Linked DNA regions of Mus musculus: region 2 is linked to region 1. A link is a loop called in an ENCODE intact Hi-C map of the cell type or tissue named here. Cell type or tissue: heart. All regions are shown on one strand. Links, peaks and the distances in the headings refer to the core of each region. The heading gives the core; the rest is flanking DNA. Region 1 has its middle 150 kb from the start of 5031426D15Rik. Region 2 has its middle 65 kb from the start of 5031426D15Rik.

Evidence for each region. Hi-C counts contacts between places; a loop is a spot of excess contacts. Peaks named below come from ENCODE experiments on the same cell type or tissue, not always from the same donor. Only the 100,000 strongest peaks of a DNase experiment are listed, where the experiment ranks them.
Region 2: it touches region 1 in a loop (2.6-fold over the local background); 1 of 42 quality-filtered maps calls a loop at or near these places.

Annotation. Positions count from the first base shown.
Region 1 is chr2:7,073,746-7,090,250 of GRCm38, forward strand. It overlaps a transcript of Celf2 not described here. Among named protein-coding and RNA genes, the nearest start is that of 5031426D15Rik, 150 kb to the left of the region's middle. In heart, for the core only: no CTCF peak of the experiment used is centred there; a DNase peak (open chromatin) is centred at 7,376; H3K4me3 peaks cover 1,765 bases; H3K27ac peaks cover 3,786 bases.
Region 2 is chr2:6,985,336-7,001,840 of GRCm38, forward strand. It overlaps a transcript of Celf2 not described here. Among named protein-coding and RNA genes, the nearest start is that of 5031426D15Rik, 65 kb to the left of the region's middle. In heart, for the core only: no CTCF peak of the experiment used is centred there; no DNase peak of the experiment used is centred there.

The DNA of each region.
Region 1 (16,505 bases), core at 3,077-11,076:
ATACCCAAGAACAACTACTCCTCAAAAGAAATCTAATGTTGTTAAAATCAACTGTTTAGTGCTTAGCATCCTTAAGATTTCCAACCTGAAGCAGGAGGATAGAGCTTCCTCTGCAGATACCTATGTTATGGTTACCACCCTCTTGAGCAGGCCGACTTTAAGTTGCCTTCTCGGGCTGAAAAGCAGTTTGGATACACATAAAAGGCAGTGTACAGAAGAGTGGCATCTCTTACATAAACAACTTAGTTCTGCACTGTTGCATTTGTAACTGACTCGTGAAACAAAAATATTTGTGTGTTTGGAGTAAGTTACCAAATTGTTCTGTGTACCATGTCCCTCAAAGGCAATAGTAGCATTACCCACTTTCAGAGGCTTCTTCCAAAGACGTGAGAGAGTACAATGGAGTGCTTAGCACAATTCCTGGCACAGAGCAAGAATGGGAAGTTCTCCCAGTGGTTCCCAACCTGTGGGTCAAAACTCCTTCCGGGGTCGCATAGCATATACTTACACTATGATTCATTACAGTAGCAAAATCACAACTATGTAGTAGCAGTAAAATAATCTTATGATTGTGGGTCACCACAACATGTGGAACTGCATTAAAGGGCCACAGCATGAGGAAGGCTGAGAACCAATGAACTAATAACCTCTAAAAAGATGAATTTCTGCTTATCAGATGACCAGCCTGCCTCTTCCCCTTGGATACTCACAGTTTCTACAAACCCTCCCAAGTCATTCTGTAATATGAACCAAAAAAGAATCTCCACATGGATGTTTTAAAACACATACAGGAGGCTCTCCTGAACAAATTTCGAATTCATCTCAGGTTTATCAGGCATGTGAAAGGGAAATGTATATTAACTGATATATATATATATATATATATATATATATATATATTAACTGATATATATATATATATATATATATATATATATATATATATATATATATATCACACACACACACACACACACACACACACTCCCCTTGACATGTACTAGTTTTATTAGAGGGGATACACTTCTCACAAGGTAAAAGCTTGCTTTGTTAGTGTTTCTTGACTCATCCAAACATTTAAGGGATATGGTAAACAGACTAACCATCTTTTTGAGATCAAGTACTCATAGCTTCAGACATTCCTGAAGTCTGAACCATCTCCCAGGCTTTTTAATGCTTTCCCTAATAATGAGGCAAGTTTATTAAGGCATGCTACCATATGAGATTAGAAATCATAGGTCCAATTATCTGTCCAAACCACTTCTGTTTTCTTGTTGGTCACATCTTTAAGTCTCCATAATAGTTAAGGGTTCACCATGAGCCAAGTCCAGCTGACGTCCTGCTTTGTAAATAAAGTTTTATTGGCTCATGGCAAACCAGTCTCGTTTACTTTTTCATCAGCAGCTGTTCTGATGCTACCATAGCAGGGCTGAGCCACGGCAGTCCTTGTTCAGCCAGGAAATCTCAAGTATTTACTACTGGCTTTTTATAGATCAAGTTTGCTAACTTCTATTTGCTTGTCTAGAGAGAGAACAGTTCCATTTGAACAATAAAGAGGCCTGTTAGACTCTCAGGCAGCATCACAGAAAATTTCCATATGACTGAATCAAGTATTGGGAACCTGTTTGTTCTCATTCATTCATTCATTTGTTCATTCAGTTTTCATTAACTATCACAGTACCAAGCCACCATGTGAAAAACAGGGGAGTTATGGTGTGAATAAATAATACACACAGCTTCTGGCCATATAGAGTTTAAGTCAGATGATAGAGACAGTAACCAGGCCATTCATCCCTTCATTCATCCATGCCTTACTCTATTATTTATTTTCTGCTCAAAACCAGCAAGAAACTATTTTAGACATTGACTACACAGTAATTCAATCTACAAATTCACTCTAACGAGGGAGGAAGCGACAACAAATAATCAAATGTGTAAGAATATAGCAGGGCTTGGTAGTGCCACGATGGAAGTATGAGTTGAACTGTAAGGCCCTGACATTTTTATCATTAAAAAGGAGCTGAATATTGAATATTTTGCTGCTTTGGGGGATGAGCTGGAGAGTTTCATTGGGGTGATTTTAGGGTGGGAGCTGGGCAAGGCATCATTGATAGGACTGCCCTAGCAATAGCGGAGGAGAGACTTCCAGGCAGAGGATGCAATAACTAATGCAATTAAAGCACACATGAGCTTAACTGAATATGTGAGGAAGAGGAAGAACAAGAGCTGGGAGAGAAGGAAGAAAGACAGCTGGAGAGGTTGACACTGGTCTTGTCAGATAGGGGCAGGAGGAGGACACTGACTTTTCTCCTAGGAAAGTAACAGATCTGATGGTGGAATCGGGAAGGTTTGCATTGCCCACTTGTATGCAAAAACAGATGGAGAAGGAAAAAGTTGAAGCAGGAAGAAATGTTGGCAAAGAAAAGTCCATGAGAGCTTGTTTGGAGGTTCTAGCAGGGGAGCGCAGCTACTCGTATACCCTTGACCGAAGACCGGTCCTCCTCTATTCGGGGAAGGTCGTCCTCTTCGACCGAGCGCGCAGCTTCGGGAGGGACGCACATGGAGCGGTGAGGGAGGAAGGGGACACCCGCCTAGCCAGCCAGATCAGCCGAATCAACCCTGGCGATCAATGGGGTGACAGATGTCGCAGCCAGATCGCCCTCACGCCAGGGCCAAAGGGGGGGAGTGGGTGGGTAGGGGAGTGGGGGTGGGTGGGTAAGGGGGACTTTTGGTATAGCATTGGAAATGTAAATGAGCTAAATACCTAATAAAAAAAAATGAAAAAAAAAAAAAAAAAAAAAAAAAGAAAAGTCCATGAGAATAGAGATCCGTGTGAGCTGGAAAGTGTTTGGCTGTGAGTTAATATAAAGAACAAAGGACCAGGGAATGCTGTCTACTTTTCATATTTGAACACCAAGATGGGTTGTGCTGTGCTTCAGAAACCCACTAGAGCAGTAAGGGAACTCCTGGGGACCCAACAGAGAGAGAGTCTGCATCCTACGCAGCTTTTGACAGCAGAGCTTAGCCCACAGTGGGATCTGCCGGGAATTCAGAGCTGGCCTGTCTGTATGTGAGGGCACATGGAAGATGGAGTGAGGTAAGGGACAAAGTTCCCCCGAGAGAGGAGGTAAACACGGATGCTGTACCAACTACTTGACCCACTAAGGCGCCTGAGATTTCCAGTCCCTTCATCTCTCACACTCAATCCCTTCATTTCAATATAGGAAGAATAAACTAGGAATTTAGTTTAAGGTCACCTGAGAGGAGAGATGCAAGAATACAGTAGGGTGAGCGGCAGCCGTCTGTCCAGCATTCTAGTCCCTGATCAGTCCTCTTCACTAGTCTCTTTCTATTTACCTTTCAAGCAATGCTCATGAACAGGAAATTGTATAGTGATCAGGCTGTTTTGTTTTCTTCATTTTCTTTTATTCATAGTCCTACAATAAAAAACTTCTTCCTTTTACTTGATTCTGTAATATTCTTCCTTTCTTTCTTCTTCTTTTTTTTTCTCGTTTTTGTGAAGTTGTGGAGTCCATGCTCTCCCAAAGATCAAAAGTGAAGTCTCAAGGTGGGAAGTCGTTGGTGTGTCTTTTGGTTGCAGTAGGTTTCTCTCGTGTCACTTGGGTAGAGAGGAATGAAGGCAGCCAACAGCACTGTCCTTGCACTTGATCTTGCTGTATGTCAAACATGGAACCAGGATGGAGTTACAACTACAAAGTTCTGCAGAGGGGCTCATGACCCAGGGATGTGCCCTGAAATAATATATTAACCACCAAACGTATTGTTTTGAAGACTTGTTATAGTTAGTGTTTCTATGGCTGTGAAGAGACATCATGACCACAGCAATACTTACAAAGCAAAACATTTCATTCAGGATGGCTTACAGTTCAGAGTACTGTGGCAGTGCATAGGTAGACATATTCTGGAGAGTTAGCTGACAGACTCTATTCCTCGGAAACCATAAACCAAACTAAAACCTTTCTCCTGTAAGTTACCTTTGTCAGCGTATTTCATCAGAATAGCAGAAAACTAACTAGTACATCATATTTAAGTGGGGGAAATCCCTGGTATGGTGGTGTGCTCAGTTCTAGTGTTGTGGACGGACAGAAGGGTAAACCATTGGGGCTTACTAACTAGCCAGCATAGCCCGATAAGCAAGCCCATACCAGTGAGACACCCTGTCTCAACAAAACAAAACAAAACAAAACCAAGCCAAGCCAAGCCAAAGTGCATTGCAGCTAAGAATGACCCCTAAAGTTTTCCTTGGGCCTCCTTGAGTACATGACACACATGCCCAGTTACTCCTTGAGTACATGACACACATGCCCAGTTACTCCTTGAGTACATGACACACATGCCCAGTTACTCCTTGAGTACATGACACACATGTCCAGTTACTGGCACACACATGTGCTCTGACACATGAACACATACCTATATGTATATAGATGTAGACACATTCCCACAGAATAGCCAAAAGCAAGCTTCATGGTAAATGAGTTCAAAATGTAAATGAAATTTTAAAAATGCAACCACTTTATAATTTTTTACCTTGGAAAAGGACTCTACATAGTTAATAGGTTGTCTGCCAAGAAGAGGCATAGAGAATGAACTTGCTGGAGCCAAAGCATCCATGTAAGAATGTTTATCTTTCCTAGATCCAAATTTCTGCAGCTTCACTTAGTCTAACCACGAAATACTTATATAAGGGACACACTGATGAGCACAGCAACATCACCGGAGTTTTAAGTAGGTTAAGACAGGAACATTCCTTTAAAAGGCGTTTGAAGGACTGCATTTTTAAAGCTTGTCGCTATAGCCACATGCTTTTTTAAAGCCAGAACCCTGCCCATCTGCATGCACAGAAATATTAAGTTAATCACCCAAGAAGAGATTTTTGAAAGCACTCTTAAGATATCTTTTAGTCTTAGAAATAAGTCAGTCTTCGGGGAAAGAAGAGGCAAATGAAACCTGATTGTCTACTCCAGGAGAGCATTAACAGCAATGTCTTGCCGCATCCCAATTAAAAGGAGGGTCAAAGGTCAGTGAGATGGTTCAGTACGTCAGGGCACTTCCTGTCAGGCCTAAAGGAACTGAGTTTGATGCCCAGAAGCCACGTGGTAGAAGGTAGAAGGAGAGAACAGAGTCTTGAGAGTTGTCTACTGATTTTCATATATAGGTACTGGGTTCTCTCTCTCTCTCTCTCTCTCTCTCTGTCTGTCTGTCTGTCTCTGTCTCTGTCTCTGTCTCTGTCTCTGTCTGTGTGTGTGTGTGTATTTCACACGCATACACATAAAAATGAAGAAATAGATATAATTTTAAAAGTTAAGTTCAACCATGTAAACAAACAAACAAAAATCACTAAAGGATGCAGGTGCATAAAGTGAACCTCTTCATTGAGAAATCTTGGAATTTAATTAATAAAAGTAAAAAGCTGTACACATAAAGATGCTTACTGTGTTGTTGTCGTCATTATCAAGCCAAGGCCTGGAAATAATATAACACATAAATAAGACAACAACATATAATTAATATAGTAAATAATTATAATACCAAATAAGATAATGTGGCAATTTGGTGAGCATCACAGACCAGTGCTGCCTGTGGCCATTAGAGCCACAGCTATGAGAGGTGGCTGAATATGGATAGGCTGTATCTGGAAAAAGATTATAAAATAGCATATATTATATGATGTGTGTCCAGAAAGTTCCAGAATATATGAGTCAGGACCAGGGAGCAAAGGGGTAAGTGTGGCAAACTGAGCTTGATACCCAGATTCCTCATAAAGGCAGCAGGAGAAGGCCGTCTCCATGAAAGACATCCTCTGGTCTGCATGTACACGCCCTGGCCTGTGCCACCCCTCCCCCATCTCTCTCACACCCTATCACTTTTTGTTAATTTTCTAACTCTCACCCTAACCCAACAAGTAATGTAGAATAAAGAAAAGGAGAAGAATATTGATCTCATTTTTATTTGTTCTTGTTTATAAATATTGCTTTAGAAATAATAAAATCAGGTAAACCCTGAGGCAGACAGACCTCCTGAAAGAGTCGTAGAGAGCCAGCTATCATAAGGCTGGTTGGTCTGTAGTCATGTGCTCGTTTCTGCTCCTCCATGTTCTGTGCTTGTTCTGGTCTAACTCTGACTGAACCAAGTTTTGGAGGAGGCATTTGGGCAAGCATGAAAACCGACTAGAACCACTTCTAATAAATAATAATAATAATAATAATAATAATAATAATAATAATAACACCTCCGAATTTAACATTTTTATATTTTCAAAACTGTCTCAAATGCTTTCCCTGGGGAAATACCATTCACAGGAAAGCTAAACCTACCAATTCCTCGTGGATACTGCCAAAGGTGCAGTGTAGACTCAGTGGAGATGGTGCGTGAACTCGCCTGTTTTAGCTTAGGTTCTAAATTCTGGTGTGAGGAGGTCAGAGATCACTTTTTCCATTTTATTATTCGTTTGCTTAATTTCGAGATAGGGTTTGTCATCTGGCTTCAAACACACTTTGTAGCCAAGGATGATTTTAAACTCTTCCCCTACTTCCTGAGAGCTGGGGCTGTGGTCAGGCATGCTGAGTTTATGTCAAACTCTGGACCAAACCCAGGGTCTTTTGCATTCGAGATAAGCTGTCTACCAGTCTACCAGCAAGGCTTAAGTTACTTAGCAGCCCCAGTATTTACGAGAGAGAGAGAGAGAGAGAGAGAGAGAGAGAGAGAGAGAGAGAGAGAGAGAGAGTGAGAGAGAGAGAGAGAGAGAGAGAGAGAGAGAGAGAGAGAGAGAGAGCATTACTACATACATTCTACCTGATCAGTTGAGTTTGTATATGTCAACTTTTCCAAAATTGGCCTGAGACCGGAGTGGGCGGGGGGGGGGGGGGCAGAATTCACACGAAGGACACGCAGTTCTTTAGATTCTTCAAGTGTGAGCAGTAATGAGATCTTTTGAAAAAGTTTACTCTTCTGTGTGAGCTTCCAGAAAGTCCACCATATTCTACATCATCCCTTCAGTGGCCTCTGAAACAATTCAACCTCAGGACTCCTTTCTGAGCCGGAGGACCAGCATGGGGAGCATTGAAATAGCCCGGACCGCCCTGAAGGAAGCCTGTGTTCTCTGTGCTCTCCTGCAGCCAAACTCGAGGAGCACTTTCATGTGCCTGCCCCGTCTGTCTGCTTAAAGTTGTGCCTGTATCAGAACACTTGGGCCATGTTGGCTTGTCACTTAAACCCAAAGCAGGCACTTTAGAGAATGCCAAGCTCTTTTTCTCTCTCTCCCTCTTTAGCTGGTGGGGGGTGGGCAGGAGCTGGCCCTGAATTGAAATAGCGCGGGAAGAGAATGCGAACAGGCCTACCTTAACGCTTTCCAGCCTCTCAGGGAGTCCAGGTCAGAGATTAGGGAAACCATTGTCTGAGAGCTGCGGAAAGAAGGCAAACCGGAGAGCAGAGGTGCCTGACAGGGCGACAGGGACGCAGGCAGAGGTGGCTCTGGGCTCAGGCCGGAGCAGCAGCGCCCAGCAGCTCAGCTCTTCCTCCTTCCAGGACTGATAAGCGCTTGTCCTGGCTTCTCTCCACCCCCTGAATCAATCGTGTGCTCTATTACTTCCCAGACCGGTTCCAGCTCTCCACACCACCCTTCAAAAGCCCCTGTAATCTGCTCCAACTGATCAAATTTGACCTTTTTTGTAGCCCACTTTATTCCAACCAGAGTTCTCAGTTAAATCTCTCTTTATTAACTCCGTCCTCCTCGGCTTTCTTTTGGAACAAACAGGGCTCAAGCTTGAAGCTTCCAGACTTTAGGAGCAATCATTTACAGATTACCGCGGGCTGTAGCCTTCTCCTCCTTTGGGGGGATTCTCCTGCCTCCGAGATCTCCTTTCACATTCCCTTCAGAAGACTGACGAGGCTGCTTTCTTTCTGTCTCTCCCCGCTTCAGTCTGGGACACCAATACCAGGTTTAGAGCTTCCCTCCGAGGCGCAAACTGCATTACTGCTAGGGTTTGTTTTTTAAAAAATAATCTCGAGCCATACTGCTAACAAGCTCGAATTTACTGTGTTTTCTGGTGTCAATTTCCTACAGTATTTCCCTCTCCCTAGCCCCTCAAGCCCGCATTCTTTCTCTATTTAAATAACACAAAAGGGACATGCACAATCTCTAAAGATGAGGTGAAAATGTCAGAATGTCTACCAACTTTCCCTTCCTGTCCTTCCTTAATTTAAAATCAAACATCAGGTCCCTGAGATGGCCCAGTGGGTAAAAGCACTTTTTCCCCCCTTTTTTCCTTTTTTTCTTTTTTTGCCAAGTCTTTGATTTCTGGAACCCCCATGGCTAAGGAGAGAAGAGAATCTTGCAAGCTGTCCTCTGACCTCCACACAAGTGCTGTGGCAGCACACATACAGCCACACACAGCCACAGTCACATAGTCACACAGAAACAGACACAGAGACACAGAGACACAGTCACAATCACACAGACACAATCACAATCACACAGACACACACAATCACACAGATACACACAGAAACCGGCACACAGACACACACAGAGACACAGTCACAGTCACACAGAGACACAGAGACACACACCTACAGAAATAGACACACAGACATATGCACGCACGCACGCACGCACATATGCATGCACAGTGGAAGCAAGCATTTGAACAAACACAGAACTGTTTTCCTGTGGTGTCCATGGTTCCTGGCTAACCCTTCTGTACTGACAGGGTGAGGGATTTCTTTCTTAGTACATGGAATTCTTATTTTCTTGAGCACAGCCTCCTGGGCTTGGGCTCGGTCTTCTCTGGGGGATTTTCACTCTTACTAATGCTTCTCAGCAGCTATGGCAGGAACGCTTGCCCCTGTCACCTGTCCTCACAGGATCCTGAGGCAGACAACCTTGAAATCATCCGGTCCAGGCACTCAGGCTGTCAACGGTTTCGTTAGAGCCATGAGCCATGAATATCCTTCTTGTGTAACAATTTCCCTCTATTTCTTACTCTAATTTTAAAAAGAAAATTTCAGATCATTACCATACATGGAGAAACAGCTTGGACGAATCAAATTCTCCTGTGCACCAAGAGCAGACGGAGACCCTCACAGCGGCCTCTTCATTGGAAAGAAGTTTAGAGGCTGGAAAAAGCTTAGTCCTAGAGTTGCTGAGCTCTTGAGTAGTATAAGTGAGGTGCTGGGTTTGAATCCCCACAGCACTACCCAAGAGAAGAGGACTTCCTAGGTCACACTACCCAGCAAGAGGCATCCCTTAGGAGTACTAGATGTGATCCAGTGAGCGATCACAAGTGCCTTCTCCTGAAACCTGCAGGTGGTGGGGTGGGGTAGGGATTACACTTCCCCACGTGTTAGGTAGAACTCACCAAATATTAAAACAAAATAAAATGAGAGAGATGTGGGAGAGAGAGAGACAGAGAGAGACAGAGAGAGAGAGAGAGAGAGAGAGAGAGAGAGAGAGAGAGAGAGAGAGAGAGAGAGAGAGAGAGAATGAATCTATCTCAGCATCAGAGAGAGACATACTGAGTCTGCTTTTGGGAGCTGCTGCTCTTATTGTTAAACGTTCTTGTCACTCCATTTTAATTTCTCCTCTCCGTCCCTCTTCTCCGTGCTCCCCACCCCAGTTCTTAAAATAGTCAGTTAACCCTCAGTGTCCAGCTGCTTCCTTTCGCAGTCATAAATATCATCCTAATGGCTGTGAATGACACTCTTCAAAAGTGTGACTATCTTTATGCTAAAATTAAAAGACAATTTCATACCTTGTAAGAGAAAAAAAATCCACCGCCTCTCTGGGACTTCATGCTTCTATCTGGGCTGTTTGTGCCCTCCCAGTATGAAGCTGGGGCCATGTCATAATCATGTGTAAACATTTACATAACGCTTTTAATCCCCAAGTGCTTCATCCAGTGTGGCTAATAGCAGTAGCCTTCATATAGAGTTTACTTCCAAAAGGCTGCCAGCGCTCAGATAATTAATAAAGTGTTTCTCCCTTTAGAAAGTTAGCAAGAGAAAAACAAAAGATTATCATGAAATAGTTTCTGCAATTATAATGACATCATCCTTATCTCATTAGCCCACTGTACCACAGGGATCCAGGGCTGGGGAAGGGAGAGCAATGAGGCCTTAATATTTAGAGTTCAGGGTTAATGGGAGGAAAGGCGGGAGGAGGAGGGACCTGGCTTTGGGCCAAAGGACAAATAGATGAGCATGATTCTAAGTTGCAAAATAATTTATTTTGTTTTTTTCTTAGACAGGGTCTCACTGAAACCCTGTTTGTCCACACATACCTGTCCTCTAGTCCAGGCAATTCTCCTGCCTCAGCCTCCCAAGCACAAAGATTGCAGACCATCAGCCCACATGCCAAGAAAAATAGTCTTTTTGATCAGTGGGCTCTCCAAAACCTTTTAAAGGCAGGAAGTAGAATCTCTCTTTCAAACAGAACCTTGCATCCAGACCCAATAACTGGATAAAGCAAAAGTCTATCTCAAAGTAGAGAGCTGGGATGATTTCCTTGTGTGTTGGCACACACCCTCCTCGTAGTTAGGTTGTTTATGAGACCAGTAGAACTTTTCCCTTCCTGTTATAAATGAGGGCTCTGGGGCGTGAAGAAATGAAGCAACTGGCTCGATCCCTGGGCACTGTGCTTAGCAGTCATGCCTACAAGCCCACCTGGGCATTGGCAACCCCCTCCCTCTTACAGCATGACTGCACACAGGTAGAGAACACCTTCTTGAGGGTGAGGCTGGAGGCAGGATCAGGTCAGGGCCTCTCCCTGTTCCTCTCAAGCTGCTGGAGTGCAGAGTATCCTTGGACACCCACTTACTGGAATCATTTGTTTATAAATGATGCAGAACTGTGATGTACTAATTTTTTTGTTTTTAATTTTGAGATTCAAATATCTTACATGCAATGTATATTCATTCTGTAAACTGAGACAAATTTATCTTTTTTCTCTTTTCCCTCATGGTTCTGTTTCTGCTACACTGAATGCTCATACTGAATGCATCTGTTTTCTGTTCTGCTTTGGATTTTTGAGACAGAGTCCCTCTAAGTGGTACAGGCTGGCCTTGAACTCTCTGTGAGCCTCTTGCCTCAGTTCCCCAAGTCTTGGGACAAACCGGATCAATCTGCTAATTGTTAGGCCATTGGATTTTAAGTTTCCCATCAAGTATGAGTGTGCTTATGGCAGAGAAACAATACGTTGCTTTGTTCAGATTTGAGTCAGCTTATCTGGAACACAACAAGGGAACAGGAAACATCTTATTCTCAGAAGTAAAATGTTAAGTTCACCTTGAGAAGCTAATTTTTTCCCTCTGTATCACCGTGTGAATTGCTGTGAGGTATCATTTTAAGTTTTGTTTTGCTCAGTTTTGATAAAGTGACTCCTTCACATGGAAATTAATTATTGTGTGCATTGTTCAGTTTCAGACAGAGTCTGGCTCTGTAGCCCAGGCTGGCCTTGAACTCTGATTTTCTTTCGTGAACTCTGATTTTCTTTCGTATCTCGGCCTTCTGAATGCTGGGATTGCAGGCACAAGACACCGTTTTACTTTTTTGAATTCAAAAATAAAAATCTCTTGCTCTTTCATCTCCTCTTCTCAAGCATACATGTATGTCTATGCATATATGTATGTCTATGTCTACGTGTGTATATTTTTCTTTCTTTCTTTCTTTCTTCCTTCCTTTCTTTCTTTCTTTCTTTCTTTCTTTCTTTCTTTCTTTCTTTCTTTCTTTCTTTTTTTCTCTCTCTCTCTCTTCTCTCTTCTTTCTTTCTTTCTTTCTTTCTTTCTTTCTTCCTTTCTTTCTTTCTTTCTTTCTTTCTTTGTATGTCTCTGTATGGATGTATGCCATGTATGTCTCTCTCTGTGTATGTATATGTTTCTCTCTCCTTTCTCTCTGTATATATATGTCTCTCTATATATATGCCTGTGAGTATAAATCCTTGTATATCTCTTGTATATCTTGTATGCTTATTTATGTATGTGTGTAAGTTTGTGTTGTGTTTGTCTCTGTGTGTATGCTTCTCTCTGTCTCTGTCTCTGCCTCTCTATGTATGTGTGCTAGCGTAGAGGTCAGAGGTCAACATTAGGTAGTGTTACTCAGGTGCATATGCCTTGCTGAGACAGGGCCTCTCACAGATTTGGCTAGACTGACTGGATAGCAAGCCTTTTGGGTCTGGGATTAAAATGAGTATCATTATACCCAGGCTTTTATGTGGATTCCGGGGATCAAACTCAGTTTCTCGTACTTGAGGGACAAGCACCTTTCTGAATGAGCAATCTTTCCAGCCCTCACTTTAGAAGTCAGCTCTGAGATGGTGATGATTAAAATTAGAGTTTTTCTATATCATATATTCTGACTATAGCTTGCCTTCCCTCTACTTCTCCCAGTTCTTCCCCGCTTTCTCAGTTCTAAGTTTTTTTTTCCTGTGAAGAGAGTTCAGTGTAGAGAAGGCAAACTTCACTATTTCTGTCTGCTTCAAGAAAGCAACAAAGCCTTAGAGGGGTGGTGGCTCCATGGGCTCTGGGATGCTGGTTATGTGGGCAGCAGACAGACATGCAGAGTCCCAGTCAGGACATGGTCAGAAACTGGGACTCTGACTGCACAGGTCTCTCCTGAGAACCACGCTAAGAGGGGAAGTTAATGTCAGCCAGTAAGCAGAGAGTCTTGTTTCTGTGGCATCTTGGGTAGGTTTCCTGTGCCTGAACATGTATCGTTGGAGTCAAAGGCACAACACTGGAAACTCTCAGACACGTCAGAGGAGTAGGAAACACATGATGCACAAGGCAGACAGATAGAGAAAAGGATTCACCACCAACTGTAGTTAACCCAGCCTGCCAAGGCTTTAGGAAGGGACTCCTGGAGTCCCAGCAACGCTTTTCTCCTGTCAGCCAGTGTTCAGGTTTCTGGTAGTCAGGAAATTAGTTATTTTTATTTTTGTTGTGGGGTGTGTGAGTGGATTTCATATTCTCTAGGGCTGCAGAGATAAGAGAACAATTTCTAGTATTTGTCTCAGGTACGCTCCCTCTCTTGTTTGAAACAAGGCCACTCATTGGACTGAACGTTTAACAAGCAGACTAGGTTAGCTGGTCCTGAAGCGTCTGCCTGTCATCTTGCCTGTCGTCCATGCATGTGTTTGGGGGTTCAGGTAGGTTCTAGGATTGGGGTTCTGAACTGAGGCCTTCATGCTTAGGGGGCCAGGTGCTTTATAAGTGAGCTATCTTCCAGCCCAAGAATTTCTTTTAACTACAGAAAGAAAGAAATATTTTTTTTTGTCTTTTTGTTTTTTTTTTTCCTTTTCTGACTGTTTTTAAAAGAGTGTATGTGTGTGCCCGCCCATGCATGTGCGCACACATGTGTGTGTATTGACATTCCTAGTACATGCCTGTGAGGCATCTGTGTGCTGCAAGTAGAGGCCAAAGGAGACCATATCGTGTCTTTCTCTCTTGCTTTCCTCTCTATGGTCGTATGCAGGGTGTCTCACTGAATGGAAGCTCTCCACTTTGGATAGGTTGGCCAGAGAGTTCTCTGTGGTTGCATGGAGGCTCGCACAGGCTTTTACGTGACTGACGTGGACACAAACCGGGTTCTCCTGCTTGCACCCAGTCATTCTCCTAACACTGTTTTCTAATTTTTTTTTATCTATTTATTTATTTATTTATTTATTTATTTATTTATTTTGTTTTTTCATTTTAAAAAAACGTTCTTTTTCCATTTCTGATAAAATATAGTGTCTTCCTAGGACTCCGAGTTTCTTAAAAGTTTTCTTGTTTTGGTTTTGGAAAAGCTTGTTCCTCTCCTACTCGTTTCCGGTTCGCTACTTCCTGACCGAGACTGTGCAGGTCTGAGTGCCCTGGTCTTCCCCGACATCAGAGCTGCCAGATCTCACCTTCGCCTCAAATGGCTGAGTGCCTTCTCTGACGGATGTGGAATGACTAACTGGAAATGTGTTCTGCTCCTGGAAGAGAAGGCTTCCTGGGCTCGAGGATGTGTGAAAGTTTTTAAGTTGACAGATGGAAGGAGCTAAGAAACTTGCATGCTTTTCCTTGACCCTGGAACGTTCGAGGAAGCAGTACACGCTTTTTGTGGTACACAGCAGAACCCGGGACCGACCAGGGTCACCAGATAGAATATGGTATGCTTGGCTTATGCTATATTTCAGAGAAACAATGAATCATATTTTAATATAACGATGTCCCTAAACACTGTATAAGACATTAAAATTTTTGTTTAATTAATAAATTAATTTGGAAACTTCAATTTCAATTGTGGGCCTTGTATTTTCATTTCTGGGATCTGGCAATCATATAATAGACAAATTTTCTTCCTCCCTCCCTTCTCCTTCCTTCCTTCCTTCCTTCCTTCCTTCCTTCCTTCCTTCCTTCCTTCCTTCCTCCCTTCCTTCCTTCCTTCCTTCCTTTCTTCCTCCCTTCCTTCCTTCCTCTCCCTTCCTCCCTTCCTCCCTTCTTTTCCCTAAGAGAGGGTTTCTTTGTGTAGCCCTGGCTGGCCTTGAACTCACAGAGATTGACCTGCCTTTTTTCTGGGATTAAAGGCATGTACGATCACTGCCTATTGACAGACTAATTTTCAAATAGCATCACTATTAAGGTTAGTTTATTTATCTGGACCTAAAGGTTAGTTTATCTGGATTTATAATGGTTCTCTTAACGCTATTGATAGGGTACTGAAATATAATACTCCATTTTCAAAGCTCTGTTGTAATTTTAATTATTTTCTTGGAGCTTTCCAGTATATTAGAATCCCAAACACTCTAGGTTGTTTTTAACCGAAGAAGTAATTTAAAAACAAACAAACCTACAAATAAACAAACAAACAACAGGAAAGGAGAGTCAGTTAACAAGGCTGCTGCATCTTCTTGGTTTTGCTTCCAGCTTTTGCTGTCAGAAGCCAGCACAGGAAAGGGTTAACCCTTAATCTTCAGTTACACCGAATACAAGTTGTAGATATCCTCACTTAATGGTGTCTCTAGAACAGCGGGGTTTTTCTCCTTTAGATAAAAGAATGCAGCTTTAATGGAATTCCAAGTGCCTTTGTGCTTCCCTTGCAATCTCTGATACTATGAAAAACCCAGGGACAAAGATACGTGTTTTGGTGCTTTGTCAATGACTGAAGAATCACTGTTTCAGGACACTATAAACTAAAAAAAAAAAAAAAAAAAAAAAAGCCAAACAATGAAGGATCTTGGAACAGACTAAACAGACAGCTTTGAAACCTGCTAAGAATAACGGAAGGGCCACTGTGCAATAATTCAGGGTCCACATATTTATTGGTATGCTTTTCACTGGGTTCGAGGCCTTCTTTAAAGCTTGGGAAAGAATGCTGTTTCTCATTTGGAATCTTGTTCAGCTGCACAGGAGAGCAAAGTGAAGTGGAGTCAGGAGGGGGAAGTTGGGTCTTTGCCAGACATATTTGACAAGTGAGGAAGAAGGGAGATGGGGAGGGGGGGTGCTCACACCCAGCCGGCTGCTTCACATGCCATTCAGAGGAATCACAGGCCAAATTCAGTCCATCCAGGAGGCAAAAAATATCAGAGCTTTAGTTAACTCCTGAGCTGCCAGGACAGATGCAATGTTCAAGCTGTGTTCTTTGGATTCCCAGCCTGTCTTTGTTAACACTGGTGGTTTACAGCGACAGGCACAAAAGAGAAGCCCAAAGAGAGATGTATTGTTTGGCCTCCGGGAGGAAAGCCTGAATATTGATCTCCCAATCTTTCTCTTTTGTTTTGCTTTGCATTAAACGCTGGCATTATGTTCTTGTGGATTGTGTGCTTAAAAACTCAACTCCTTGCTGGTTTGAAGAGGGAAATCTAAGTCTCAGAGCAAAGCCAAACACACTTGCCAAGTTGCCCGTCAATGACACAATGCCAACTTCTGCTTGTGAACTGCCTTGCCTGGATTATTGCCCTGGGATCATTGAGGAGGAGGCAAGCCTTCTACTGGTGCCACAGAGGAGAATGCCAATGGGCCTAAACGGAGTTAAAGTGTGCAATTGTCCAGCCAGAGTCAGAGATCTAAACAGCTTATTGTTCATCTCCCTTAAGGTAGTAACTATAGCAAACACACCAGATATTGCCTGTATAGTGTATTTATTTAGAAACCAAAGGATGCTTTAGCATATGAAATATTATCCAGCTTGTCTATCAAGCAAGGCCAGGCGTCCCACTGTGACAAAGGATGACTTTTCCCTTCTCCTTTGCTTTCTAAAAATTCCAATATGTTTCAGATCAATACTTTTGTAAAGTAAAATAAAACTGAATTACTGAACAAAAAACAAATTCATACAAAAATCTAGTTCAGCCTTCAAAAAAGAAAATTAGATTAATCATAAAATTACTATGCCAAATTGCTATGCGTTTCCAAGCCCTTCACTTCTTATGGTTGTGAAATATAACAAGGAATCCACAGATACTGTTGGTATGTTTTTTGCTCTCCAAAGAGCCTGGGTAAGACATTTTTAGCAACATGAATACA
Region 2 (16,505 bases), core at 2,795-10,794, 89 kb before region 1:
CTCTCTAGTGCCTCACTTTAAAGATGATTTTTAACTATAAAGGCCACAAATAGCCATTTCAGCAAGACAGGATTCTCGTGTTTCTGTCCCTCTGTGCTTGAGGTTACAGGTACATGTATCCATGTTTAGCTGTTATATATAGATCTTGGGATTTGAACTCTGGTCCTCATGTCTGTATATGAAACACTTTTGCTCATAGTGCCCTCTCCCCAATGCCAAGACACTGTTTCAAAAAAAAGTAATAAAGAAGATAATTAATGATTTCTGATTACTTAGCAACTAATTAAGTAAAGGTTTTAATGCATTTCATTTCTATATCCTTGATTAATATCCATGTCTTAAAATAATAAAAAACCTAGAAGACAAACATAGTGTTTAGAATCCTGATTCTACAGTACCATCCAGGAGTCGAGAGATGTAAAAACTTGTGTTTGTCTAGTACTTAGTACATAGTGTAACATCTGGTCCACCAAGGATGCTTTGAAGATTGATGGCTCAACACTAACAACACTTTATGTGTGAAACAATTGACTTAGAGTGATTAAGAGACTCTTTCAAGATCACAGAAGTAGTAAGTGACAGGCCCGAGACTAGAAGTCAGAGGTCATATGACCTCAAGGCCTGCTGCTCTGTAAATCCAACAACTAGACATCTAGCTGATGAGTGCAGCGGCAACGCCACTGAATAGTAGAGAGAATGACCTGAGGCCTGGAGACCTATCTGGATCAAAGTCCAGCTTTGCACTCTTACAAGATGTCCAAAGTCATGTCAATGGTCAGGGTTACTGTTTGCGCATCTAAAACCTGGAAATGAGACACATGGCTCTCAGGTTGATGGGGAAAAATGTATGAGCTAATATAGTAAAAACTATACTGCGCCTGACACACACAAGGAATTCCGCAAAATGTACACCCCTTGCTTCCCCTTCCTATTTCTTTTAGAATAAGAGATGAACATTTTCCCATGGGGGTTTGACTACATGGCTAGATAAATTCCCATTTGTTCCCAAATGAACTTCTTTGCCTAAAGATTTGCATCAGAGAGGCTGAACAACAGCCCATCCCCAGCTGTTCACAAAAACATTTAGAAAAAGCAACACAAATAATACTAAACAGATAGTCCCAAAAATTATATTTGTTCTTACTTAAATGGTGTGTGTGTGTGTGTGTGTGTGTGTGTGTGTATCTGTCTGTCTGTGTACATGTTGGAACTAATTTTCAACAAAAGAGAGAAAAGAATGAAGTTTGATGTTTGATACTTTGGAAATAACTGAGGAAGAAGGAGAGGGAGGTGGAGGGAGAGAGGGAGGGAGGGAGGGAGGGAGGGAGGGAGGGAAAGCCCTGAATTCTGGCCTTCCCCTCTCTCCATCCTTTTTCTTCTACATTCCACAAATGGAAGACTCCATACTGCACACCTATGAGATCAACCTAGACAGAAATTCTCTCATTGATCACCATGCTTTCATAGGCTGATAGGGCCTCCGTGCTCCAAAAGAAAACATTTCCCCACAAATAGAACTTTATCTCACAGACTACAACAAAAAAATTTTGCATCTACACTAAAATTGGATTATATAATGAGGAAAATTATAGATCTGTGTCATAAGGAACAGCTGAGCTTTGTATTATACTTTTTTTTGTTTTAGTTTACAAAGTGTTCTTTCTTTGCAGGACATTTTGTGAAGTTCCTCATGAGATGATGTAGATGATGCATGATGGAGATGTGCAGTGTACCAGGCAACCCTTGTCTAGATACGAAGCCATAGGAACTATTGATTTTCAGCAATCTGGGTTTAGGGAATGCATAATTATTCTCATTGCCTTTGGTTATGAGTCTTACTCTCATTTTAACAGAGAAAGGAAAGTCCTCAGAACCCATATCTGTGTAACATTAAAATTCTGTCTGGGAAGCTCTACCCTCCTCACGCTGACCCTGTCCTTTATGTCATGAGAACCTTTAGCCCCTTCTTGGAAGACTCAGTTTCCTGTGTTGCAAGGTTTAGGCAGGATTCTCATGGCTGTACTGTTTTCAGATGTGTCCTGCAGAGAGAGGACAATGCTCTTTATGGGTGAAGAGCTTACTTTTATCAGAAGCAGAACCACAGTTTAAATCTTGTCACCTTGGTATTCCATTCTACTGAAAATTCCCCAGTTAAGGCACTCACAGAGATCAGCCTGCCTCTGCCTCCTGCCTCTGCCTCTGCCTCTGCCTCTGCCTCCTGCCTCCTCCTGCCTCTGCCTCCTGCCTCTGCCTCCTGCCTCTGCCTCCTGCCTCTGCCTCCTGCCTCTGCCTCCTGCCTCTGCCTCCTGCCTCTGCCTCCTGCCTCTGCCTCCTGCCTCTGCCTCCTGCCTCTGCCTCCTGCCTCTGCCTCCTGCCTCTGCCTCCTGCCTCTGCCTCCTGCCTCTGCCTCCTCCTGCCTCCTCCTGCCTCCTCCTGCCTCCTCCTGCCTCCTGCCTCTGCCTCTGCCTCTGCCTCTGCCTCTGCCTCTGCCTCTGCCACCTTTGCCTCTGCCTCCTCTGCCTCTGCAGTGCTAGGATTATAGGTTTGCATCACCATGCTTGCCTAGAATTTCTATGTGGGTTCAGGAGACTGAACTCAGGTCCTCATGCTTGTGTGTCGAGCACTTTTCTGACCAATCTATCTCCCCAGCTTGAGTTCTAAGTTCTTACTGTCAGTTCCAGAGCCATACCACAGATGAACCAGAGCCATATCACAGAGGGACCAGAGCCACACCAAGATGGATATTTATTCACTTCTTTTATTAGAAATCAAAGTACGGACTGATACGAGTCAGAAGCCAGTGGCCTTTGGAAATTAAACTTGTCATTTGGACCTTGCATGTTTCTGGCGAGCAACTCTAACTCTCTGTGTATGTGCAAGTGCTGCATCTAAGACAGGAAGCTCTCCCAGTGAGGCCCCTTCACTTGGGTGTGAGAGAGTACAGCATCGCCACTGCAATGTGCAGTTGGTTTGCACTTGTGTGCAATCATGTGGCCCAGCAAAGGAAAACCCCAGAGCCCCCATGAGCAGAGTACAATGTATTATTTCTTTGAAACTTCATTACGTGTAGATTAACCTCTGCAAAATGTCTCCATCACATGGAATTACCAGGAAGAGGCAGAAACAACAGGAAAGCAAAGCCATGGATTTCCGAATGAAAATCCCCAGGGCTTACTTGCGTCTCTCTTTAGATTACCCACATGAACATTTTATATTGGAGGATTGAGGTTTCACTACCTGCCCATGCTTTCTTCATCAGACATTTTTTTACATTAAGTAAAATTTACATTCTTTAACAATATAAGAGATACCAAGGAGGGTGAGGCACTGTCCCTTGGATTGGCTGGTGTCACTTCTTTGAGAATAAATTCCAGAGTGGAAATAGAATCATGAAACTGACACAGCCCCCAGTCCAAGAAGTGCATAGTATATTGGGGAGATAAATCATATTATTATAATTTATGTACTATAAAGGGCTATTTATTATTGTTGTAAATGACAAGCCCTTTATAATAGAAGTGATCCATGAGCTCAAGAACTTGGGGAAAGAACTTTTGGTGATGTCTTTCTGCCTGGATCATGAAGGACTGTCAGGATGCCACCAGAAAACAGCAGCACTTTAGGCACAGAGAACAACTCCACCAATGACTCAAAGACCTGAGAAGGTTCCTGGACCTGTGGAATGGCTGCTTTTCCAGTGTGGCTTCTAGCTACAGGCTCACAGAATATGGCTGAGAAGAGGCAGAGGAAGTGAGTTTTGCTTCCTTTATATACAACATGTAAGAACTCTTACATAAAGTAAGAGTCCTGTGCTGGACTTCTAGCCTTTATTTCCTTTGCGTTTGTGTGGCGGGGGGGGGGGGGGGGCGCAGAGGAGTCGGGGGAGTGTCCTGACACCCAGGTGCACATAGACCATGAGCCTATGTGGAAGCCACAGGACATCTCTGGGCTATTCTCCTTAGAAGCCATCTACTTTGGCTTTGAGAAAGAGTCTCTGTTTGCGTACAGAGTCACCCATGGTCTGTGAGCCTGTAGCTTAAAGCCACACTGGAAAGCTGCCACCCCCAAGATCCAGGAACCTTCTCACGCCTCTTCTGTAACTAAATCACTGCTGTTTTCTGGTAACATTCTGGAAGTCCATCATGATCCAGGACAGAAAGAGTGACAAGTAGGCAAGGCTGGCTGGTGAGTTCCACAGATTCTTTACTTTTAACCCCCTCAGTGCTGATATCATGAGCAAATGATACTATGCTCAGCATTTTTATGTGGGATCTGGGTATCAAACTTGAGTCTTTATGCTTGCAGAGAAAGCGTTTACTGACTGAGCAATCTCCCAGCCCTGGCTTCTTACCTGTACAAAGCCCTAGACCCATTTATCTAACTGGTCCTTATTGCCTGATGCACCATAACCAAACGATCACTTTTAGTTTGCATAAAGCTACAGTGTTAGATGGAAGCGTTTCTCCAATTCTTCCCCATAGAATTCAATTCATAGCGAAGGCTGCTGAATTTCCTGTAATACCCTGTGTGCACAATTAAATTTCCTTCAGAATGTTTCCAGTAGTTATGTCTTGCCTTGAAGGAATGAATCTTCTTTATGATCCGATCAAACCCATAGTGTTTTTTCATGACTTAAATCTCTTGTCATTTAGAAATTCAGTAATCTAGAATCCTTTACCCACTTCATCTATAAACGTTCTGCACATGTATAATCATGCTAAACTACCCCTGACCAAAGTGTTGTAACTTTCCAAGCCCACAGACAACAGCTGCCTATCATGGTGTGTGTGTGTGTGTGTGTGTGTGTGTGTGTGTGTGTGTGTGCTTGTGATATGTATGTTTGTGCTCATGTATGTGTGGGGTACAGGTGGGAAGACAACCTCCTGTTCTCCTGCATTCTTTGTCAAGTACCATCCACTTAGTTTTCTGAGACAGGTCTCTTGCTGTCCTGTTTTTGCCATGTATCATAGGCTGACTGATCAGAGAGCTCCAGGGATGCGCCACCTCCACCACCACTGGCTGGGATTGAAAGGGGCTCTGCTTTTCCACATGGTGGCTTGATGCTCTCAAAACTAGCACTTACCCACTTTACCCATCAAGGTATCTTCTAGGGCCTTTAAGGTCATTTTAAATTTCCCCAATTTTATATTCTGTAAGGAACTCAGTTGCATTAATTTCTATGAAAAACGAAAAGAAAGGGACACATGGGGAAATCCTTTAGAGCATGAGCAGTGGGAGAGAAGTAGCTAACAAGAGAAATATATGAGCTGCTGATGGATCATCTCCATCCCTGCACACAAGCTGCTGCCTTATCGGCATTTGTTATTCTCACAACAGAGACACAATCCATTGGACAAGAGACCTAGTCAATACAATTGAACTTTGCAAAGTACCACCCTGTCATAATAATGTACTGTAGAACGTATGCCCACAGGTTTACATAACACGGCTCTTATCATGTGAGATTTATCAGCAGCCATGTTTTTCTCAGTAGACAGGAGCCCCATGAAGTCAGTGGTGGAAGAGTCTTGTTAATCACCACCGAGTGTCACGTGCTATCTGTGATGCCTTGTAGGAAGGAGGGTGATATAAAAAGATGCATTGTGACATGACTGTCAGAAATGCTTAGAGGATGATGTACTTGCATTAAATGGTTTTGAAAGTTGGATTGACATTAAACACTCCACAAGTGAAGTGTAGGGGGTGGGTAATAACAAAGTATCCAATCCGGGAAGGAACTGTCGAAGCCTCTGCCAGTCCCCAGCTATTTTAGACCTGGCGACAGAGAGCTTAAAGTTAAAGGGAGGTGGTTGGTGTCTCCACTCCCAACTGCAAATACAAGAAGCTAGGATACTCAGACAAAAATGTGCCCAGCCATCCCACCCCGCATAGAAATGCCATTCCCATGACAGTCCTTTCTTTGTAAAGCACAAACAGCTTATAATGACACCAGCACATCACTCACTTGCTCAGTACTTTCTCGGCTGTCTAATCTGTCAGAAGTGTAAGGAGCAAGAGGAGGTCCTTCTGTCTGTACTCTCTTTCTGGATGTTTATATGTTCAGTAAATGTTCCACAATAACAGTGGCCACATTTGCTTGTGAAAAGGCCAGTACATTTTATTTTGCAAAGCTGGTGAGTGAGCTTTATCATAACAGTGTTGTCTTGGAGGAGAGAAGATGAGAAAATAGTCAAGTGTCTTCTGTTGGTACATTAATGAGGGCTAAAATGGTGGCCTGCATTTAAAGGAATATCTCTAAATTTTTACAAAAAGAGGAGAAGGAAAGAGAGAGGAAGAAAAAGAAGTAAAGGAGAAAGGAGATATATGTTGATAGAGAATTGCTTTATAATAATAAAAATAGAGCCAGCACCGATGCACCTTGGGCGCGGAGTCTGCAGACACCCCCAAGGTCCCCACAGGTCTCTCCATGGGACCTCAGGACCTATGGTGAGTGGAACACAACTTCTGCCAGGAGGAAGGTTCGAATACCAGATATCTGAGCACCTTCCCTACAAGAGGAGAGGTTGCCTGCAGAGAGTACTCTGACCACTGAAACTCAGGAGAGAGCTAATCTCCCAGGTCTGCTGATAGAGGCTAACATAATCACCTGAGGAACAAGCTCTAACCAGAGACAACTATAACAACTAACTCCAGAGATTACCAGATGGCGAAAGGCAAATGTAAGAATCATACTAACAGAAACCAAGACCACTCACCATCATTAGAACGCAGCACTCCCACCCCACCCAATCCTGGGCACCCCAACACACCTGAAAAGCTAGACCCGGATTTAAAAGCATATCTCATGATGATGGTAGAGGACATCAAGAAGGACTTTAATAACTCACTTAAAGAAATACATGAGAACAAAGCTAAACAGGTAGAAGACCTTAAAGAGGAAGCACAAAAATCCCTTAAAGAATTGCAGGAAAACACAACCAAACAGGTGATGGAATTGAATAAAACCATCCAAGACCTAAAAAGGGAAGTAGACACAAAAAAGAATACCCAAAGTGAGGCAACACTGGAGATAGAAACCCTAGGAAAGAAATCTGGAACCATAGATGCGAGCATCAGCAACAGAATACAAGAGATGGAAGAGAGAATCTCAGGTGCAGAAGATTCCATAGAGAACATTGGCACAACAATCAAAGAAAATTAAAAATGCAAAAATATCCTAACTCAAAACATCCAGGAAATCCAGGACACAATGAGAAGACCAAACCTACTGATAATAGGAATAGATAAGAATGAAGATTTTCAACTTAAAGGGCCAGCAAATATCTTCAACAAAATTATAGAAGAAAATTCCCAAACCTAAAGAAAGAGATGCCCATGAACATACTAGAAGCCTACAGAACTCCAAATAGACTGGACCAGAAAAGAAATTCCTCCCAACACATAGTAATCAGAACAACAAACGCACTAAATAAAGATAGAATATTAAAAGCAGTAAGGGAAAAAGGTCAAGTAACATATAAAGGCAGGCCTATCAGAATTACACCAGACTTTTCACCAGAGACTATGAAAGCCAGAAGAGCCTGGACAGATGTTATACAGACACTAAGAGAACACAAATGCCAGCCCAGGCTACTATACCTGGCCAAACTCTCAATTACCATAGATGGAGAAACCAAAGTATTCCATGACAAAACCAAATTCACACATTATCTTTCCATGAATCCAGCCCTTCAAAGGATAATAACAGAAAAAAACCAATACAAGGACGGAAACCACACCCTAGAAAAAACAAGAAAATATTCCTTCAACAAACCAAAAAGAAGACAGACACAAGAACAGAATGCCAACTCTAACAAAAAAATAATAGAAAGCAACAATTACTTTTCCTTAATATCTCTTAATATCAATTGACTCAATTCTCTAATAAAAAGACAGACTAACAGACTGGCTACACAAACAGGACCCAACATTTTGCTGCTTACAGGAAACCCATCTCAGGGAAAAAGACAGATACTACCTCAGAGTGAAAGGCTGGAAAACCATTTTCCAAGCAAATGGTCTGAAGAAACAAGCTGGAGTAGCTATTCTAATATCGAATAAAATCGACTTTCAACCCAAAGTTATCAAAAAAGACAAGGAGGGACACTTCATACTCATTAAAGGTAAAATCCACCAAGAGGAACTCTCAATTGTGAATATCTATGCTCCAGATGCAAGGGCAGACACATTCATTAAAGAAACTTTAGTAAAGCTCAAAGCATACATTGTACCTCACAAAATAATAGTGGGAGATTTCAAAATCCCACTTTCATCAATGGACAGATTGTGGAAACAGAAACTAAACAGGGACACAGTGAAACTAACAGAAGTGATGAAACAAATGGACTTAACAGATATCTACAGAACATTTTATCCTAAAACAAAAGGATATACCTTCTTCTCAGCACCTCATGGTACCTTCTCCAAAATTGACCATATAATTGGTCACAAAACAGGCCTCAAGAGACACAAAGGTATTGAAATTGTCCCATGCATCCTATCAGACCACCATGGACTAAGGCTGATTTTCAATAACAACATAAATAATGGAAAGCCAACATTCACGTGGAAAATGAGCAACACTCTTCTCAATGATATCTTGGTCAAGGAAGGAATAAAGAAAGAAATTAAAGACTTTTTAGAGTTTAATGAAAATGAAGCCACAGCATACCCAAATTTATGGGACACAATGTAAGCATTTCTAAGAGGGAAACTCATAGCACTGAGTGCCTCCAAAAAGAAACAAGAGAGAGCACACACTAGCAGCTTGACAACACACCTAAAAGCTCTAGAAAAAAAGAAAGCAAATTCACCCAAGAGGAGTAGATGGCAGGAAATAATCAAACTCAGGGGCGAAATCAACCAAGTGGAAACAAGAAGAACTAATCAAAGAATCAACCAAACTAGGAGCTGGTTCTTTGAGATAATCAGCAAGATAGATAAACCTTAACCAGACTCACTGGAGGGCACAGGGACAGCATTCTAATTAACAGAATCAGAAATGAAAAGGGAGACATAACAACAAACCCTGAAGAAATCCAAAACACCATCAGATCCTTCTTCAAAAGGCTATACTCAACAAAACTGGAAAAACCTGGACAAAATGGACAAATAGACAGATACCAGGTACCAAAGTTAAATCAGGATCAAGTTAACGATCTAAACAATCCCATATCCCCTAAAGAAATAGAAGCAGTCATAAATAGTTTCCCAACCAAAAAAAAAAAAAAAAAAAAAAAAAAAAAAGCCCAGGACCAGATGGGTTTAGTGCAGAGTTTTATCAGAGCTTCAAAGAAGCAGTTCTTCACAAACTATTCCACAAAATAGAAGTAGAAGGTATCTACCCAACTCATTCTATGAAGCCACAATTACTCTGATACCTAAACCACAGAAAGATCCAACAAAGATAGAGAACTTCAGACCAATTTCCCTTATGAATATCGATGCAAAAATACTCAATAAAATTCTAGCTAACTGAATCCAAGAACACATTAAAACAATCATCCATCCTGACCAAGTAGGTTTTATTTCAGGGATGCAGGGATGGCTTAATATATGGAAATCCATCAACGTAATCCATTATATAAACAAACTCAAAGACAAAAACCACATGATCATCTCCTTAGACGCGGAGAAAGCATTTGACAAAATCCAACACCCATTCATGATAAAAGTCTTGGAAAGATCAGGAATTCAACCTAAACATGCCCATACCTTAATATGGTAAAAGCAATCTACAGCAAACCAGTAGCCAACATCAAAGTAAATGGTGAGAAGCTGGAAGCAATCCCACTAAAATCAGGGACTAGACAAGGCTGCCCACTTTCTCCCTACCTATTCAACACTGTACTTGAAGTCCTAGCCAGAGCAATTCGACGACAAAAGGAGATCAAGGGGATACAAATTGGAAAGGAAGAAGTCAAAACATCACTTTTTGTAGATGATATGATAGTATATATAAGTGACCCTAAAAATTCCACCAGAGAACTCCTAAGCCTGATAAACAGCTTCAATGAAGTAGCTGGATATAAAATTAACTCAAACAAGTCAATGGCCTTTCTCTACACAAAGAATAAGCAGGCTGAGAAAGAAATTTGGAAACAACACCCTTCTCAATAGTCACAAATAATATGAAATACCTTGGCGTGACTCTAAGGAAGTGAAAGATCTGTATGATAAGAACTTCAAGTCTCTGAAGAAAGAAATTAAAGAAGATTTCAGAAGATGGAAAGATCTCCCATGTTCTTGGATTGGCAGGATCAACATTGTAAAAATGGTTATCTTGCCAAAAGCAATCTACAGATTCAATGCAATCCCCATCAAAATTCCAACTCAATTCTTCGATGAATTAGAAAGAGCAATCTGCAAATTCATCTGGAACAACAAAAAACCTAGGATAGCAAAAAATCTTCTCAAGGATAAAAGAACCTCTAGTGGAATCACCATGCCTTACCTAAAGCTGTACTACAGAGCAATTGTAATAAAAACTGCATGGTACTGGTATAGCGACAGACAAGTAGACCAATGGAATAGAATTGAAGACCCAGAAATAAACCCACACACCTATGGTCACTTGATCTTTGACAAGGGAGCTAAAACCATTCAGTGGAAAAAAGACAGCATTTTCAACAAATGGTGCTGGCACAACTGGTGTTTATCATGTAGTAGAATGCAAATTGATCCATTCCTATCTCCTTGTACTAAGGTCAAATCTAAGTGGATTAAGGAACTCCACATAAAACCAGAGACACTGAAACTCATAGAGGAGAAGGTGGGGAAAAGCCTCGAAGATATGAGCACAGGGGGAAAATTCCTGAATAGAACAGCAATGGCTTGTGTTGTAAGATCGAGAATTGACAAATGGGACCTCATAAAACTGCAAAGCTTCTGTATGGCAAAAGACACCGTCAATAAGACAAAAAGGCCACCAACAGATTGGGAAAGGATCTTTACCTATCCTAAATCAGATAGGGGACTAATATCCAATATATATAAAGAACTCAAGAAGGTGGACTCCAGAAAAATCAAATAACTGCATTAAAAAATGTTGCTCAGAGTTAAACAAAGAATTCTTACCCGAGGAATACCGAATGGCCGAGAAGCACCTGAAAAAATGTTCAGCATCCTTAATCATCAGGGAAATGCAAATCAACACAACCCTGAGATTCCATCTCACACCAGTCAGAATGGCTAAGATCAAAAATTCAGGTGACAGCAGATGCTGGCGAGGATGTAGAGAAAGAGGAACACTCCTCCATTGTTGGTGGGATTGCAATCTTGTACAACCACTCTGGAAATCAGTCTGGCGGTTCCTCAGAAAATTGGACATAGTACTACCGGAGGATACCTCACACAATACCTCTCCTGGGCATATATCCAGAAGGTGTTCCAACTGGTATGAAAGACACATGCTCCACTATGTTCATAGCAGCCTTTTTTATAATAGTCAGAAGCTGGAAAGAACCCAGATGCCCCTCAACAGAGGAATGGATACAAAAAATGTGGTACATTTACACAACGGAGTACTACTCAGCTATTAAAAATAATGAATTTATGAAATTCCTAGGCAAACGGTTGGACCTGGAGGGCATCATCCTGAGTGAGGTAACCCAATCACAAAAGAACTCAAATGATACATTCTCACTGATAAGTGGATATTAGCCCAGAAACTTAGAATACCTTAGATATAAGATACGATTTGCAAAACACATGATACTCAAGAAGAACGAAGACCAAAGTGTGGACACTTTGCCCCTTCTTAGAACTGGGAACAAAACACCCATAGAAGGAGTTACAGAGACAAAGTTTGGAGCGAGACAAAAGGATGGACCATCTAGAAACTGCCATATCCAGGGATCCACCCCATAATCAGCCTCCAAACGCTGACACCATTGCATACACTAGGAAGATTTTTTTGAAAGGACCCTGATATAGCTGTCTCTTGTGAGACTATGCCGGGGCCTAGCAAACACAGAAGTGGATGCTCACAGTCAGCTATTGGATGGATCACAGGGCCCCCAATGGAAGAGCTAGAGAAAGTATCCAAGGAGCTAAAGCGGTCTGCAACCCTATAGGTTGAACAACAATATGAATTAACCAGTACCCTGGAGCTCTTGTCTCTAGCTGCATATGTATCAAAAGATGGCCTAGTTGGCCATCACTGGAAAGAGAGGCCCATTGGTCGTGCAAATTTATATGCCCCAGTACAGGGGAATGCCAGGGCCAAAAAGTGGGAGTGGGTGGGTAAGGGAGTGGGGGGGGGGTATGGGGGACTTTTGGGATAGCATTGGAAATGTAAATGAGGAAAATACCTAATAAAAATAAATAAATAAGTAAGTAAGTAAATAATAATACAATAATCTGTCAAGATCACTGAACTACCTGGGGTAGGCTGAGTGATTTCTGTCATTATGAGATGCTGTGGACACAATGGTCCTTCACAAATCCCTCAGTCCCAACACTAGAATCATTGAATCTGCTACATTGCATTGCCAAGTAACCTTTCAGGTGCAAACATTAAAGATTCTAAGGTGAGGCGAGTAGATAGTTGTCCACATGGGACCAATATAATTCTAAGAGTCTTCCTCAAAGTAGGAAAAAAGCAGGAGAAGAAGGTAGAGAAATGAAATGGGATGTGGAAGTGTAGGATTGATCAAAATAGAAATGTGGGGACAGCTCACCTTGAACAGAGAGGATGAGTGGGCCATGAGCCAAAGAACGAATGCAACCTTCACAGGAAATATCATCTTCCCTCAGATATAGAAAGAATGGTCACCTCTAGAATGGCCATGTGTAAGCTGTTGTGTGTAAGTACTACAGGTGTAAACTTCTATGTGTGTAAGCCACTAAATTCATGTTCATTTTTTAAAAGTGAGAATAGGAAAGTATTATAAAAAATTTCCACTTTGCTTTCCAAAGTTTTCTGGGGCCACTTTCAAGATAAAAATGTTTGTTGCTTCTTTTATGTAATTATATCCATGCATTTTAAGAAATCAGATGAGATCCATTCTGGTGCTTCAACATTATGAAAAGGCTGCTTGCCTTCTGTTTGCTTCTCAGAAATCTGGAAGATATTCTGCGTTGATGCTATTTCTCACATACTGGTTTTCTGTGTGTGTAGTGTATATGTGTGCACATGTGTATGAGCGTTTGTTGGCTGTGAACAAACACTCTGTAGAGGCCAGAGGTTGACTTTGAGTGAGTTATTTTTTTTTTTTTTTTTTGAGACAGGGAATTTCCCTGGAACTGAATTCACTCCCCCTCCCCCCTGTATTGCAGGTAAGCATAGTGAGCAAGCTATGGGATCCCCCTGCCTCTGTCTCCAATAGAATACTGGCACATCTGGCTTCAATTAGTTATGTGTGCTTACCCTCTGAGCCATCTCCCAAGCCTCATTCTCAAATAATGTTTGAGAATTGGCATCTACCATTGATGACTTAGTCTTTTTCCTTATATTTTTGCACTCTGAAGAAACATTTAATGTAGTATGAGACAGATACTTACACACAATCTTTAAAGAGCCACTGAGTAATTACCATGTGAGGTGTCACCTCAGAGGTAGAAAGGGCAACAATAAATAAGCTAGACATACATGCATATGTGCATAATCATAAGCGAAAGGACTAAGTGTCCCCAATTCAGCTATTGTGTAAAAATGACAGGACTTAGAAGTTTGAGTTGTATTGGGAAAGTGCTGCAGAGAAGGCAGGCCTTTGTATGGCTCTTCTTTTGTTTAGGTTTCCTAAGGTCAGTAAAACATGAGTCAGTGGCTGTGGTCATGTAAATATGAGACAAATCTAGAAATAGTAGGTGTGGTGATTTGAATATGTTTGGCCCAGAGAGTGGCACTATTAGGTATTGCCTTGTTGAAGTGGATGTGGCCTTGTTGGAGGAAGTATGCCACTGTGGGGGTGGGCTTTAAGACCCTCTTCCTAGCCTCTTGGAACATAGTCTGCTTCTGGCTTCCTTTGGATGAAGATGTAGAACTCTCAGCTCCTCCAGTGCTGTGCCTACCTGGACAGTGCAATGCTTTCTGCCCTGAATATAGAATAGACTGAACCACAGAACCTGTAGACCATCCCCAATTAAACACTGCCCTTTATAAGAGTTGCCTTGGTCATAGTGTTGCTCCAAAGCAATGGGAAGTTTAATTCAGAAGTTGGTACCAGGGACTGGGGTATTGCTGTGATAGGCCTGACAAAGCTGCTGCTTGGAGGATGTAGATCTTGAGACTTTGAATTTGGAAAGTGGTGGAATGGTTTAAGAGGGGCCTAATGGATCATCTTAGTAAGACTAAGATGGTGGTACTGAGGGTGATTTAAACCGTATACGTGCTGGCTCAAGAGTTTTTCCAGGAGAAGCTGCTGGTATGTGGCTTAGAGACTGTTTTGGTGATATTTTGGTGAAGAATGTGGCTGCTTTTTGCCCTTACCCAAAGAGTCTGCTTAAGGCTAAAGTGAATAGAATTATATTAATTGCGTTAGCAAAGAAAATCTCAAAAGAGACTGGTATAAATTCTGTTGTGTGGCTACTAAAGCTCACTCTTATAAAGGGCATTTTGATGAAAAGGAACAAACTAGGGAAGGAAAAATACAAAAGGTTCCAACAATAAAGGGACACCAGGAAGTAGAATGGAGCTGAATCTTATGCTCAAGGAGACAAACTGATTAAGGGAGTGGTAACCTTGAGGCAAGATCCCACCCTGCTAAACTTATTGTTCATGCTTTTACAGTTGAACAAGGGACTTGGTTATTGTTTTTATTTGGACTTTTAATCTGAAATGAACTACAGTCCAGAAATAGAGAGCACAGCTATGATCAAAATCTTGAGGTTGGAAGACAGAGGGTTTTGATCTGGATCTTGAGGAATAGTGGTCCTGAAAAGCTTGGGCCCAGGCACTATGGTACACACCTTTAATCCCAGAATTTAGGACACAAAGGCATGCAAATCTCTAAGTTTAAGGTCAGTTTATGGAGCAAGGTCCAGGACAGCCAAGCTTAGGCAGTGAAGGAGTTGGAAAACAGAAAGCTGGTGATAATGTAATAGAACATGGGGCCATGTTCCAGCTCCAGTAAAGCGGAGAACTCAGCAGCATCAGCCATGTGGCTGAGCCAAGAGTATAAGGGGTTACTGGGACAATTGATGCTAGTTAGCTGGAGCTAAGAAATTGGTGGTGATCAAGATGAGACCAGCACCACTGAGGTGAAATCTTCTGGGAAGTGTTTTCTGAGGGCACAAAAAAGCTGTGTTCCAGAGATAGCCAAGGTTGTACCTCATGCTGCAGCTGAATTTGTTAATGTGTACGAATCACCCAGGTGGTACTGGTTTTGAGGGCATGAAAGGGTCATGGAGAGCAGCTCAGGTCTGGCCCTGTGAGAGGCCAGGAAAGGCTATTGGTGAAGGTATAGCCTCATTTGCAGTTGATGGTCCAGGACTGAAGGGGTCATGCAAAGAAGTTGAGGCTCAGCACCATGAGAGGCTATTATTGGTGAAGCCTAGCTGCTATTAGAAACTCCAGTTGTTAGAAACTGTTAGAAATGCCTGTACCCTGGGATGCCTTCAGGAACAGAAGCAGCAGTGGAGTGGAGTCAACCAGACCCTGGAGTGTTAAAGAGAGCAGAGCTGTAGATGTAACCGAAGCTCTTTGGAGGAGCCCAGATGATCATGTGTGGATCCAAGACATTGACAACAAGATGTTCAAGAGGGATACCTGCTGAGGCAAGCTACTAACAGGGAGTGGAGACAACCACAGAGACATGGAGATGCAGAGCGTGGAAATTGCCCAGCTGGCATTTATTTTTTTCTGTCTTGATTTTGTCCTTTATATGAGTTGCCTTGGTCATGGAGTCTCTTCACAGCAATGGAAACCCCAACTAAGACAGAACTAGGACATGGGAAACCAAGAGATAGGTGTGTGTGAGAGTGTGTGAGTGTGTGTGTGAGTGTGTGTGTGTGTGTGTGTGTGTGTGTGTGTGTTGAGAGTGTGGAATGCAGAATAGCAATACATGTGTAATTCTGAGTCATTAAGCTTTGTGTGGACCTGAGTCCCAAGCTGATGCTGGGTTTTTTGGAACATGAGTGAGGATGGCCTCGCAGGGCCAACCTGCATGCAGAAACTGTACTTTCTCAGTCAGGCACTAGTAAACGTCCATCATCTGTGCTCAGAGAAGCCCAACGTAACTCCATTTGCTCTCCCATCCTTTCTGTTCCAAAGGACTGTGCTCGCAGAGGGCCTTGTGGGTATGGCTTGCTGGGCTGGCTCATTTGGTTTTGTTTTTTTTTTTTTTTGTTTTCAGTTTTTGTGCTTCTTTCATTATAGGGGGGTTAAAAAGAAAAAAAAATGAGAAAGAAGATTATGTGGTTCCTTTTGGATTCCTAAGTCTTATTCATAAGCAGTTTCTGACATAAGAAGGATGGTGGGGGGATGAAAAGAAAGAGAGACAGGAGGTCATGGGAGCAGGGGAGGAAAGAGAGGAAGGGGGATGGGGTGATGGGGAGAAGATAGG